Regions from separate parts of the Homo sapiens genome. Here region 2 is linked to region 1. The links are chromatin contacts, found by Hi-C or POLR2A ChIA-PET in ENCODE. All regions are on one chromosome and are shown on one strand. The core of a region is the stretch at or near the end of the contact, and the rest is flanking DNA. Distances in the headings are between cores, read along the strand shown.

Region 1 (6,554 bases), core at 1,314-3,813:
CAGGGGCATCTGACTCAGCCCCTAAATTCCTTGGAATTTCCTGGGTGCTAGAAGCATCTTTTGTTCTAATGAGGTTACTCTTGGTGGACCCCTGGATAGCCTCAGGATGGGGGCTGGTTGCCAGGGGAACCAATCAAGTGATTAGAGGGTTGGAACTTTCAGTCCTCACCCCCAACCTCTGGTGAAGGGAGAGGTGCTGAAAGTTGAGCTGATACTAATGGCCAATGAGGTCATCAACCATGCCTGGGTAATGAAGCCTCCATGAAAACTCAGAAGGATTGGGTTCAGGGAGTTTCTGAGTTGGTGAACATATCTGTGTGCCTGGAGGTGGCACACCCCAACTCCTGCACTTGGGACCTCCTTCCAGACCTCACCCTACGTATCTCTTCATCTGGGCATTCATCTTTATCCTTTATTCTATCCCTTTATAAGCTAGAAGATGTAAGTAAAGTGTTTCATTTAGCTCTCCAAGCTGCTCTGGCAAATTAGTCAAAGCCAAGGAGAGGCTCAATTTATAGCCTGTTTGTCAGAAGTATAAGTGATAACCTATACTCAACCTACTGCTTGAGATTGGCGTGTGAAGGGCAGTCTTGTGGGATGGAGCCCTTAACCTGTGGGGTCTGATACTATCTCTAGGTAGATAGTCTCAGAATTGAATTGAAATAGAGGATACCCAGTGGTGTCCAGTGAATAGCTTGCTGTGTGCAGAAATACCTCCACACAAGTGCTGTGTTGAGTGGAAAATGGACAGTATGAAAAAGCACTTTAGTGTTTTGTTTTTTCCTATTTCTCAGATTGATGTAATGGGAAGAGAGAGAAGCAGGGGAGAAGAGGGTATTCCTAGATTCAAGAGCAGAATCCAGTGTGCCTCAAAAGTTAAGCAGTCACCAGTTAAAACAAACACAATGTGATTCCCATTGCAATTAAACAAGCCAGTCTGAACACTTCTCCTAACCTGGTGTGAGCTCTCACACCCATCTCTCTCCAGAGCACAAACACAGCCAAATATCACACCGCTAACGTCTACAGAACCTCGGTCAGTGAAGGGACCTAGCCTTTCTCCCACATGCCATTGCTAAGCCATGTCACTGCACTCTGGATTGAGAACCCAACTGCACGCTTTCCTGCCATTCACTTTCTCTTTAGATTTGGCATCTCAAGACTGTTTTAGATCTGGACTCCATTTATCAGGATATGCAGCACTCTCCCCCTGCTTCACGTCAGCCCAAATTTGTGGGGCATGCTCACAATCTGCCTCCTTGTCACTGCTACAAACACTGAACAGGAATAGGGCTGAGGCCTGAGCCCTCTACCTATCCAGGCTGATGGCAAATTTGCCCAATTATAGTTCCTCATTTGACATGTCGTCATCTTGGCCACTAAGGATTCAAGGAATACACTCTCAGACGCTTCAAATCTACACTGACAGACGACACAAGAAGGTAAGATGCTAGATGGAAGAACTGAGATTCCAACAGATTTTAACAGGTTGGGCAAAGGCTAAATGCCAAGAAGGCAAAGCCCTGAGCCATTATTGCTGGACTCTTCCCATGACACCAGCGCTTAGCCAGACACCATGTAAGGTCACTGTCAGGAATATTAATGCATAGGTAGGCCTATCTCTATTAACAGCAACCAAAGCAGGGCGTGGTGACTCATGCCTGTAATCCCAGCACTTAGGGAAGCCGAGGCAGGAGGATCACTTGAGTCCAGGAGGTCAAGGCCGCACTGCAGTGAGCGGTGATCATGTCACCACACTCCAGCCTGGGTGACAAACCAAGATCGGCCAGGAAGACTTTAGTATTTGAATGGGAAGTTAGGATCACTCCTACAAGTGAAAGGTCCCTTTAAATGTCAATATTCCATGAGTCAGGAAGCGTATCTTCCAGGCAAATCAGGCAGAATCCCCAGGCTCAACGCCAGCCACAGTCTGCAAGGGATACATTCTCTGTATTCCTCTGGGGCCTCAGGGGCTATTCCCCCTGGCCTGGATGGCACATGGGACTTTACAGTTTGTAGCTTCCAAGGCCCATGAGGGAAAGTCAAGTTAACCAGCAGTACTTAAACTCAGTGCACCCAACACATTTTTCTTCAAAAAAAAACCATGATGTACATTTGGTTCCTTGAACCTGAAACAAAAGTTAAAAAATAAACCTTCCAGATCATTTTGGTTTTTCAAGTAGAATGCGGTCATTATGAGACTTTTCAGTCTTAAGTGTCCAAAACCTTCCTGATGAAATATAAAATACATTTACTTTGGCAGGATTGGAAGGGAGGGTTTAAAAGAAAAGGACTTTTCACATTTTTTTCCAAGATAAAAAAAATTATTTCCAGGGATTTAAGATTCTTTTTCTCTATTTACCATCAATTAATTATATGTTCTTCTAATATTGTTCATTTAAAAGACCTAACATTTGAATAAAGTCTGGATACACCTCAGCCAAAATACCATGTAGTTTTGAACTTCAGCTTCACTCTGGGTCACATTTTCAAAAGAAATATGAGCCCCGGGCCCTTCTCCTCCCCTCCTAGGTCAGTGAGGTGGGCAGGGCCTTGCGAGTGCTTCCCTTACTCAGAATGAGCTGTTTACATGGACAGGCTCCTTCCCGGAGTTTAAATCTATCACAGGAAGAATCTCTTTAGCAAACTGGAATTTTCATAGCACCACTCCTCCTTCTGCCACAAAACATGCATTTTCTCTGGAATTTTCTCTCTCCCTCTCTCTCCTTCCCTCCCCTTCTCAAAGACCCCACCACCACACACACACACACACACACACACACACACACATTACACACACACACACACACCACAAACGTATCATGCACATATCATGCACATCACATGCTACATACATACACACACACATACCTACACCACAAATATACCCCCACACACACACACCACACATGCACACATACCACACACACACCCCACACACTACATACATGCACACGCCACAAATACTCCAAATACATATACACCACATAGCACACACACTGACTCCCACATCCCTAGTTAGCATTGGCAAGCAGGGCCCAGATTAATCAGTGAAAAGATCTTGCTAGAACACATTTCACCTTTCAGTTCCCCAAAAGGAGAAAACCTAAACATGGAGTTGTATGACTTCTCTACATATCTGAACGTTCTTTAGTGCTCAGCACTGGGCTTTATACATGGAAGACCTTCAGTAACTAACATCTTTTGTAGGAAAGCCAGCCCAGGTTGACCCTCTCCCCGCAGAGCCTGCATGCCTGCTGTCTGAATATTCTCTGCACCACAGAAGGCCCAAAGGCTCTGGCTGAGTAGCATGCTGGCATTTCACAAGGGGTTATTTAAAAACTCAACTATTCCTCCGAATGGGGAGCGGAAAGAAAGCCTTGCCCTGCCAATATACACAATGCAGATCCTCTTTCCCTAGAGCCCGCCCCCCAAAAATTTTACTTAAGAGTCCATTTTTCAAGACCTTGAAGTAAGCTGACCTATTGGAAACAGCCTCAATTAGCAAAATGTCACATGGAAATAAGTCTACTTTAAAGTTCCCCAGGAAAAAAACTGAAAATAGTATTCTATGAACAGGGCTCCATTGCTAGAGAAAAAAACGAGGTGTTTGTCTCAAATCTTGATAAATTGTAAACTCCCTACCTCACTCTCCGCCAGCCTCCCCCTCCTCCTGGTCTAGCCACTCGGTGAGGGGTGACACCGTTCCGTTCCCACCAAAGCACCCAGGAGAGAGAGAATGCTGGTTATTTGTTATCCGAGGGGCATGAGTCACTGTTGGTGAGAGTAAGTGCTGTTTGTGAGAGCTACCAGAAAAAGTGCGGTGCAGAAGGGAGGTGTTTTCTGGTGGATCTTGGTCTTTCCCAAAAATCGCTTCCACGCCCTGACAGGAATTCCGTGTTGAAGAAGAACATGCTCTCAGGGCCCCATCTAGGCAGTGGAATCTGCACTTTGATCCTCCAGTGAAGCATGTATTTTCCCACAGCCTCTTCACCACTAACACTCATCATTATCTCTCTGGCAGAGAAAAGGCATCTTTGTCTTTTAAATTAAGTACAAATAAATATTTTATTTTACCCAAATGGTTGCGGGGGGAGAATCTCAAAAGAATGGAGTGTTAGGTTAATTCTTGGGGTTCACAGGACCCATTCAATCACTCAGCATATGTTTATTAAGCACCTACTATGTGCCAAGTACTATTTTTGCTACTGAGAGTTCAACAGTCAACAAAACAGACAAGAATCACTTTTCCCAAGGAGCTCATATTCTAACTTGGGGAAGCAGAAATAAACATAATAGAGAAGTAAATTGTATACTATGTCATATGGGAAAAGGAAATCCAAAGTGCTGGGAGATGGGGTATAAATTGCAGCTTTAAATAGAGTGTTCAGGGCAGACCAGAGTAGGTCTAGGTTCCTTAAAGAATCACTTTTTTTTTCTGATTATCTAAACTGACAAGTTGGATCTTGCCATCTTCCTTGGAGATTTCAAAGGGTCTATACTCTCTAGGAACCTGGCTGGGACCTGCAGGACGCTGGAGTCCATCTGCCTCTACCCAAGGCAGTAGAGTGACCCTTTCCTCCTTGGTCCAAGTACTCTGCCTCCACAGCCCTCCAGCTCCAGCCTGGCCAGGCCCGAGCATGGCTGCTCCCCAAGCACCTCCTGCCTCCTGGACCAGTGGGGGCCTCTGCCATCCTGCTGTCCCTGGCTGTTCTCCTGGCCATGCTTCTGCCCAGTGAGACATAGCCCAACAATGCTCACACCTTATAACACCAGTGCAACCGACATATGCAGAAAACATCCATGTCAACAACTGATTAATTATGCAGACATGACGTTCTTGTTGCCAACCTCAGAGACCATTACTGAGTATCAGACAAATCTGTGTATATTCTCACGCATGCATTTGTGTTAATTCAGTAGCAAAAAAAATAAAAAAGAAGAAAGAAAGAAAAAAAAAGCATTACCAGCTCTTCCCAATTTGGCAATGAGACACCTCCCAACCTGACAAAGTCCAGAAACACGTCGGGGACACATTCATGTTTATTCAAGGTCTTTCTCACCCCTACAGCTTTATTTCTTTCAGGAAACAGCTCGTCTGTGTGGCTGAAATCATGCAGGCTTTCAAAATGCAGCCTTCCAAGAGAAGAAAAAGACAGAAATGTGCTTTTTGCACATACTCCGAAAAACGTTTATATTCATCTTAAGCTGGTTTGTTTTTCTAAGCTTTTCAGGGCAGGAAGTGTTCAGTGTGAACACATCAGTGGAGCTGCCAGATTTGCTGTTTGGATGCTCATGGCTTTCAAAATTCTTTTTTTTTTTTTTTTTTTTTTGAGATGGAGTCTCGCTCTGTCGCCCAGGCTGGAGTGCAGTGGCGCGATCTCAGCTCACTGCAAACTCTGCCTCTCAGGTTCATGACATTCTCCTGCCTCAGCCTCCCCAGTAGCTGGGGCTACAGGTGCCCGCCGCCACACCCAGCTAATTTTTTGTATTTTTCAGTAGAGACAGGGTTTCACGGTGTTAGCCAGGATGGTCTCGATCTCCTGACCTCGTGATCCGCCCACCTCGGCCTCCCAAAGTGCTGGGATTATAGGTGTGAGCCACCGTGCCCAGCCTCAAAACTCTTAAACAAGCAAGACGATAGGAAGACAGAGATTTAGAGTCAGGGTGTCTTTGTTCAATGTATATAAAATGGCATCACTCTCATTTCTATAAACCACAAAAAAAAAATCCTTGGGGGTTAGCAGAACATATTAAAGACTTCTTAAAAACAAAAGGTGATGTTTTTATAATATTAAGATGCTAACATCAACCCCTGCAATACAATGGTAACAAAGCCATATTGGAGTCATAAATCAGCAGGAAAAAAAAAACTGTTACAAACATACTATCTTTTGTTAAAAGAAAAAAAAAAGAAGAAGGCAAACTACAGTCTATGATCCAAGCAGTGTGTTGGGTGCAATACAGGTTTCTGACTTTAAGTTGGCATATTTTAAGGTATACTTTAAATTTCTTAATATATGGAATTATGAATACTTTTCTTTTGGTTGCTTAAAACATCATCATACCATTCTATATTTATTTGACATTAAAATGTCACTTGGACGCTGGGCGCCGTGGTTCACACCTGTAATCCCAGCACTTTGGGAGGCCAAAGCGGGCAGATCACTTGAGGTCAGGAGTTCGAGACCAGCATGACCAACGTGGTGAAACCCGTCTCTACTAAAAATACAAAAATTAGCTGGGCATGGTGGCAGGCGCCTGTAATCCCAGCTACTCGGGAGGCTGAGGCAGGAGAATCACTTGAACCTGGGAGGTGGAGGTTGCAATGAGCCAAGATCGCACCATTGCACTCCAGCCTAGGCAATAATGAAACTCCATCTCAAAATAAATAAATAAACGAAGAAAAGAAAATGTAACTTGGTTTTGGGTTTGAATAAACATTGGACTCATTAGTAGTAGATATTTGGAAAATCACACAAACTAGACAAACTTGGAGACACTGGACATCTGTTATAATATATTGGTGATGGCTGCTCAAATTTCAAAAGGGA
Region 2 (6,554 bases), core at 2,144-4,643, 52 kb before region 1:
AGAGCAACACTCTGTCTCAAAAAAAAGTCTCCCCCATGCAAAAATCTGTCTGTGAACCATTTTGAAAAAGAAGGGGACCAGAGTTCTGATCAGTGAATTTATCTTTGTCATTTGTTATCTTTTGTTTTTCCCTAAATTATCTGCTGATTATGGGCATGACACCAAGCTATGATGCAAAACTTACAAGGGAAAAAGAAATATAATTTACTTAAGTCCTCAACAAGTATGGGCTCAAACTGGTTCATTTCTTTACTGCCAGGGTTAATCCCGTTTTCATTATTATTTAAGTAGAAACTTAGGTGAAGACAATCCATCCCTGTGCAATACGGAAAGCTAATTCTGTATTCCAGGTAGCTGTGTTGAGTTACCAGATATACTGTAATTGATTAAGAAACAAAACCCTTAGGCTTGTAATAGCTGATACGTGACTCTGGTTCAGCTTGAATCCATAATTCATTGGCTTCAAATTTTGTGTGTAAATACAAAGATTTGCAAGGCCATAGAGTGGAGGAATCAGTTAATAAACAAATATCCAAAATAAAGTTTCCAGAAGTCTGGTTTCACACTACACTAGTCTTCAACATCTTTCAATGAGCACGCAGTTGAAGGAACACAAACGAACAGATCACTTTAAGGTAGAACCACAAAGTGTTACATCTGGAAAGGGACTTCTGAGCTTATCATTTTTACAGATGGCAAAATTGAGGTCCAAGAGGAAGACCTACACAGTCAAGTCAATGACAAAGAGCTTGAATGAGAACTCAGTTATTTCACCTTGCAACCCAGGACTCTTTTCGAGACCCACCCTATTCGCTTTCATGAATTACTAGTCTATGGCCATCTTCCTGCCTTGGACCTCCTGCCACTACTATTCATCCTCTACATCTAGGCCAGATGTATCCCTTTAAAACACAATTTCACACCTTAGTAACACCTCCCCACTGCTCAGACCATCTAGTGTTTTCTTAATGTCCACAGGACAAAGTTCAGAGTCCTTAGCTGGGCAGTTAGAACCTTCCACCTGCGTCCTACTAACACTCTAACATCACCTCCTACTGCACTTCCAAATGTAACAGCCACTGCAGTCCAATTGTTCTGTCCATCACAGCTCATCAGAACTGTTCTGCATGCATTTGCTTATGCCATTCTTCCTATGGTGACATGTTGACAGCTGCCCAGAATCCCCATCAATAAAGCTCTCGTTGCCTTAGCTGCAAGAGTGTACTATCAAACAGCCTTTAGCCATCAGTCTTTTCGGTGGTTGACTTAGTTGCAGGAAGGCATCTCTCTGAGGGTCACATCCCTGGCCAGGGGAAAATTAAAAGCTAACCTTGGAGAATGTCCTTCAGCCAGAGTCATTTCCACTACTGCCCTGCAACTGTGAGAGAGGCACAGCATCCAGCCCTTCTCTCACACCTGTGGACACATTCAGTGACTCAGCAAAGCAGGGGTCTAACTTAGGACAGCTCAGTCCAACTTAGGACAACTCTAAATGCTATTCTTGTTCCAGAGTTTCTTGTGGGCTGTGCCAAGGCTTTCTTTGGGGCTGCATTTCAGTTTGACACCTCCCACTGCTCATCCTGCTTCATTCTCTTCCTTCCATGAGTGTCAATCCCAAGAAACTCCCAAGTAACCATCTTGCATGTTAAACTCCTCTCAGGGTCTGCTCCCTGGAAAACCCAGCATGCAACACTCCCAGCCCCCAAATACCGGCTCCCACTGTCTTTCAAGGTCTACTCCCCAGGCCACTCCTCTTTACAAGTCCTGTAGCAAATATAGATCAGTTCACTTATTTTACATTAATATGAACCACCTCATACCAATAATTCCTTCTTAGGTATGTGAAGTCACAAATGCATGCTGTGTTTCTTTCTTCTTTCTTTTCTTTCCTTCCTTGCTTCTTTGTGTGTGTGGTATTTTTTTTTTTTTTTTTTTTTTTGAGACAGGGTCTTGCTCTGTCACCCAGGCTGTTGTGCATTGGCACAATCTCAGTTCATTGCAGCCCTGACCACCCAGAGTAAAGTGATTCTCCCACTTCAGCCTCCAACTGGCTGGGACTACAAGTGCATACCACCATGCCTGGCTACTTTTTGTGTATTTTTTTGTAAAGACAGGGTTTCGCCATGTTGCCCAGGCTAGTCTCAAACTCCTGAGCTCAAGGAATCCTCCCACCTTGGCCTCCCAGAGTATAGGGATTACAGGCATGAGCCACCATGCCCAGCCTGCCTACTCTGTATCCCTAAGAACTAGCATCATGACATTGCTACACAGTGAGTGATCAATGAAGGATGACAATCTTGATAATGAAGATGTAACCAATCTTGAACTGACGATCCACTTCAACTAATATGTCATTCTTCTTTCCCTGCTAGACTATAGTTCCCTAAGGGCAGAGTGCTGCTATCCCCACAGGCTCCTTGTAAGAGGCACTGAAGAAAGGAGCAGTGTACTTTTGATGTGCTACTCCCTTTAGAATGAACGAGAATAAGTTTGATTTGTATTCTCAAACATGGGATTGGAGGTGAAGACAGAAAGGAGAAGAAATGTTTTCTTTAAGGGGAATGACATATGAGGAATGTTGTACAAGGTCTCTCTTCCATGCCAACAAGACTCCAGGAGACGCCAAGCAGACACTTGCTGAGAGCTGCCATTCTGGTGCCAGGGAGTCTGGACCTGCCAGATCTCATGGCTGCTCCACCCTGAGCTGCCCTCGTCCATCTAGGATGACCCATGTTCTGAAATAAGATCCGCTTCTCCATCCTTAAACAGCCAAGCAAAACTGTTCCTTTTGTTTCTTTCTCACAGAGAGCAATGGATGTTTGGGAGACATCGGTTTGTCTTAATTAAAACAAAACTGCACCACAGCCATTCTTACGAAGTAGACAAAAAGTAAACAAGGACCTATGATGAACAGTTAGGGCCAAATTTTGAATTTCATGACATGTGAACATGGTCTGAAAAGGAAAGATAAATCCTCTCGTCCTCCAGGGGAACACTTAAAAGCTGACCTTGGAGAATGTCCTTCAGCCAGGGCACAGGGTCACTTCCACTACTGCTCTGAAATGGTGAGAGGAACAGCGTCCAAGCCTTCTCTCACACTTGTGGACAGATCTGGATGGGTACCTGAGAGGAAGTCTAACAAATAGGAAATGGAAAAACTTACTGAAACCATTTCTCCTGCCAGAGCAGAAACTGACCAAAGTGGGGACACTACTACTGCCTTGCAGTGCCAAATAATGAAATGTTGTTTCAACACTCTTCCCAAGTGAGGAAAGAGAAAGTGAAAGACGAGCAGCAGAGGAAAGCAAAACAGGAACAGGATGCAAGTGTGGGATTAGGGAGGCAGCAAACCTCAGAAATGGCCAGAACTGGCTCTCAGCTAACTAGGATTTCAGACACTTGCAGCAAGAGGGCAGCCCAACACTTCCTTATCTAACCTAACTTCCAAGTGACACCTAACACCATATCATCTGGGCAGCCTTCTCTTAAACCCCATCTAACCCATCACTTCTATTAGTCTTGGCATTTTTCTCGATGTCCACACAGAGGTAAAGTATATGAAAGTTCTAAGTTCTAATCCTTTTATTCGCACTCCCCATAGAAAATCCATAGCAAAGCTTTGCCTTATATTATTGCCATATATTACATTATTGCCTTACATTAGTACAAACTGAAAAGTATTTATTCCATCAGTTTAATAAGTAAGAAAATTTCATTTTTTTTAAGAGGCAAGGTCACACTTTGTCACTCAGGCTGGAGTGCAGTGGTACAATCATGGCTCACTGCAGCCTCAACTCCTGGGCTCAAGCAATCCTCTCACTTCAGCCTCCTAAAGCACTGGGATTACAGGTGTGAGCCACAATGCCTGGCTGACTTCACTTTTTAAAAAATCAGAAACTACTTCCAACCCGAAGTATACTGTTTTCACAAGAGACTAGCTTCATCATGTAACTATCATTGTAAATATCATTCACATTACCCAAAAGGTTCCCAGTTAACTGCAAACAGGAACATGAGCAATAGACCGCAGTTGATGTATTAACTCTGTCATTCAAGAGCTGGTGATTTTGATCCAGTTATGTATTTAAATACGAACATTTTCATGGGTAAAGCAAACAGAGGATTTGTGACAGACACTGATAGTTAACACCCAATATCCACACCCTCCTTTCTTTTTTGCTAACAGAACCCCAGGTGGTGAATCATAAGTCAACAAGACTATAGTGTTCACACTTTCCCAGCCTCCCTTGCACTCTGAGTGGCCATGTGAACCAGTTACGTGTCATTGACCAGAACTGGTTCACATGGCCACTCAGACTGCAAGGGAGGATGGGAAAACTGGTCATTTTCTGTCGGTGCTTCTGGGCAAACATCACATTCTTGATTAATAAGACAAAGGGACATAGGCAATTCTATACCTCTTCTCTCCTTTCTTCCTTGGAATTCAATGTGGTGCTTGAAGCTGCAGTGCCATTTTGCAACCATAAGAGGAACGGCCAACCCACTGAGTACAAAGAACAGAGGGAAAGGAGCCTGGATTTTGAGAGCATCACTGAGCCACTGTCCCAGGCCTATTTGTTAGAACAGCCTTTGGCATGGCATTATGTTCCCTGCAGCTGACAACACTAATAACTGATAGAGGGTTGTTGTGGAATTAAAGAAGAGATTATGTGAAAGTCATTTGATAATGTACCTGACACAGCTTTGTCTGGTTCCAAAGACAGCCTCTTTCCATGACAACAGGCACTTATGAGATTGCATTTATTCATAACACATTTTGCCCAATGGCACCAGATAAACCAAGTGTCACTCTATGTACTTTTCACTTCATTGAATTAATGTAGATAGCTTCATCTTGAAACAGAAAATGTTTCCTTGACCCCCTTCTCGACTGGGAACTGGAGTGCATGGGTGCTAGAACTAGCCAGTCGCTTGGGTGCTGGCAGGGGTGGACTGCACTCTCTGGAACCTATTGCACTCAACCCCTCATGGAAGGAAGCACACAGGTGAGCAGGTGCAGGAGCCGGGGCAAGTGCTTTTGGGTGCTGGCAGGAGCAAAACTCCATTCAGACTCCACAGCAGTGTCTAGGAGGAAGTACCTATGACCCCTGAAGCCCCAGAAGGACTGTTACAGTCAGTGCTCTTTTAGCTTTGCCAGCTTAAGTGTTATGCCACTCAGTGGGCTCTCTGCCTTTTCATGTGAGGTGGTTGCTCTCCGCTAATGAGGACAGAGGGTCAGCATGACAGCCTTTAGCATCCACACAAATGGCACCCAAGCTCTTGTCCAGCGTCCAGGAAAAATCAGGTTGCATGAATGAATTGAAGAGTGGAGGATTTTATTGCCGACGAAAGTGTCTCTCATCAGGAAAGGGAGCTGGAAAGGGGATGGACCAGGAAGGTGATACTCCCCATGTGGACTCCTCTCTGAAGCAACGTTGTCAAGCCGCCCAGCCGAAGTCAAGCCGCTTCTCTCTGATGTCCAGTTGCTTCTCCTCTTCTCTGCTCTCTGCCAGCTGAGCCTGGGGTTTTTAGGGGTCCAGGATGTGGGGCAGGGCAGGCCATGGGTGGTTTTGGAAAAGGCAAACATTCGAGGAGGAAAACAGGAATGCATGTTCTCACTTTGGGCTGGGGTTCCAGGCTTGAGGGTGGGGCCTTTGCCAGGGACCCGCCCTCTTATGCCCAGAGTTTCCCTGCTTCCTGTCCCCATCGATATAATAAACAAACACACTCTTTTGACATTACACAAATGGCTTCTCTAGGAAGGCATATGTAAGACACCCCAAACACGACAGTCCTGCTGACAAACCACTGACTGAAAATTAATGCTCATTTGTGGGGAGGGTAGTAGGGAGATTTGGCCAAAGGATACAAAATTTAAGTTAGATAGGTAAAATAAATTCAAGAGCTCTACGGTACAACACAGGTGACTATACTTAATAATGATGTATTGGATTCTTGAAAATTGATAAGAGATTTTAAGTGTTCCCACCATAAAAACAATGATAAGTATGTGAAGTAATACATGTTAATTAGCTTTGCCAGTCCACAATGTATGCATATTTCAAAACATCATGTTGTACATCATGAATATATACAATTTTTGCCAATTAAAATTAATTAATTTTTTAAAAGAAAATTAATGCTCAGAGACAACATGTACTTGAGTGTCCATATGGCAATTCTTGCTCATTTTAGCTAATGGAGATAGAAAATTCTACTTTACACAGAGTGAGAATGAGAAAATCATGGAATCTGAAGTATGTAAATTAGAAAAAAATATTTTTTGGTGTCTTTGGCAAATATTAAGTCACGTGTGTGGTTTTATCTTCCTCTATATAGCAAAGCCCTGCTTTTTCTGGAACTATTAGAATTAAGTATGCTATATAAATGAACTTCCCACATGAAGAAAATTTGCCTTTTTTTAAAATAAAAAAGATATGGCCGGGCGCAGTGGCTCACGCCTATAATCCCAGCACTTTGAGAGGCCGAGGCAGGCAGATCACGAGGTCAGGAGATCGAGACCAGCCTGGCTAGCACGGTGAAACCCCGTCTCT

What was found. Hi-C counts contacts between places; a loop is a spot of excess contacts on that map. ChIA-PET counts read pairs that join two places held with the same protein, here RNA polymerase II (POLR2A). Pooled maps may share reads with other maps.
Region 2: a loop to region 1 is called in a map of left cardiac atrium, with 4 times the contacts of the local background. The contact joins two enhancer-like sites. A Hi-C loop is called at or near these places in 4 of 168 maps with a recorded cell type or tissue (IMR-90, PC-9, left cardiac atrium and 1 more) and 3 of 50 pooled maps. POLR2A ChIA-PET finds 5 or more read pairs at or near these places in 1 of 52 experiments (WTC11).

Annotation. Positions count from the first base shown.
Region 1 is chr15:83,691,465-83,698,018 of GRCh38, reverse strand. The region is part of intron 2 of ADAMTSL3 (ADAMTS like 3); the gene reads right to left. Among named protein-coding and RNA genes, the nearest start is that of ADAMTSL3, 41 kb to the right of the region's middle. RefSeq lists enhancers at 4,162-4,662, 4,663-5,163. Within about 2 kb of position 2,563, at least 4 of the 41 ENCODE cell types and tissues checked have a DNase peak (open chromatin) inside an H3K27ac peak, as active enhancers do.
Region 2 is chr15:83,744,035-83,750,588 of GRCh38, reverse strand. The region is part of intron 3 of ADAMTSL3 (ADAMTS like 3); the gene reads right to left. Among named protein-coding and RNA genes, the nearest start is that of ADAMTSL3, 93 kb to the right of the region's middle. RefSeq lists an enhancer at 5,523-5,692. Within about 2 kb of position 3,393, at least 8 of the 41 ENCODE cell types and tissues checked have a DNase peak (open chromatin) inside an H3K27ac peak, as active enhancers do.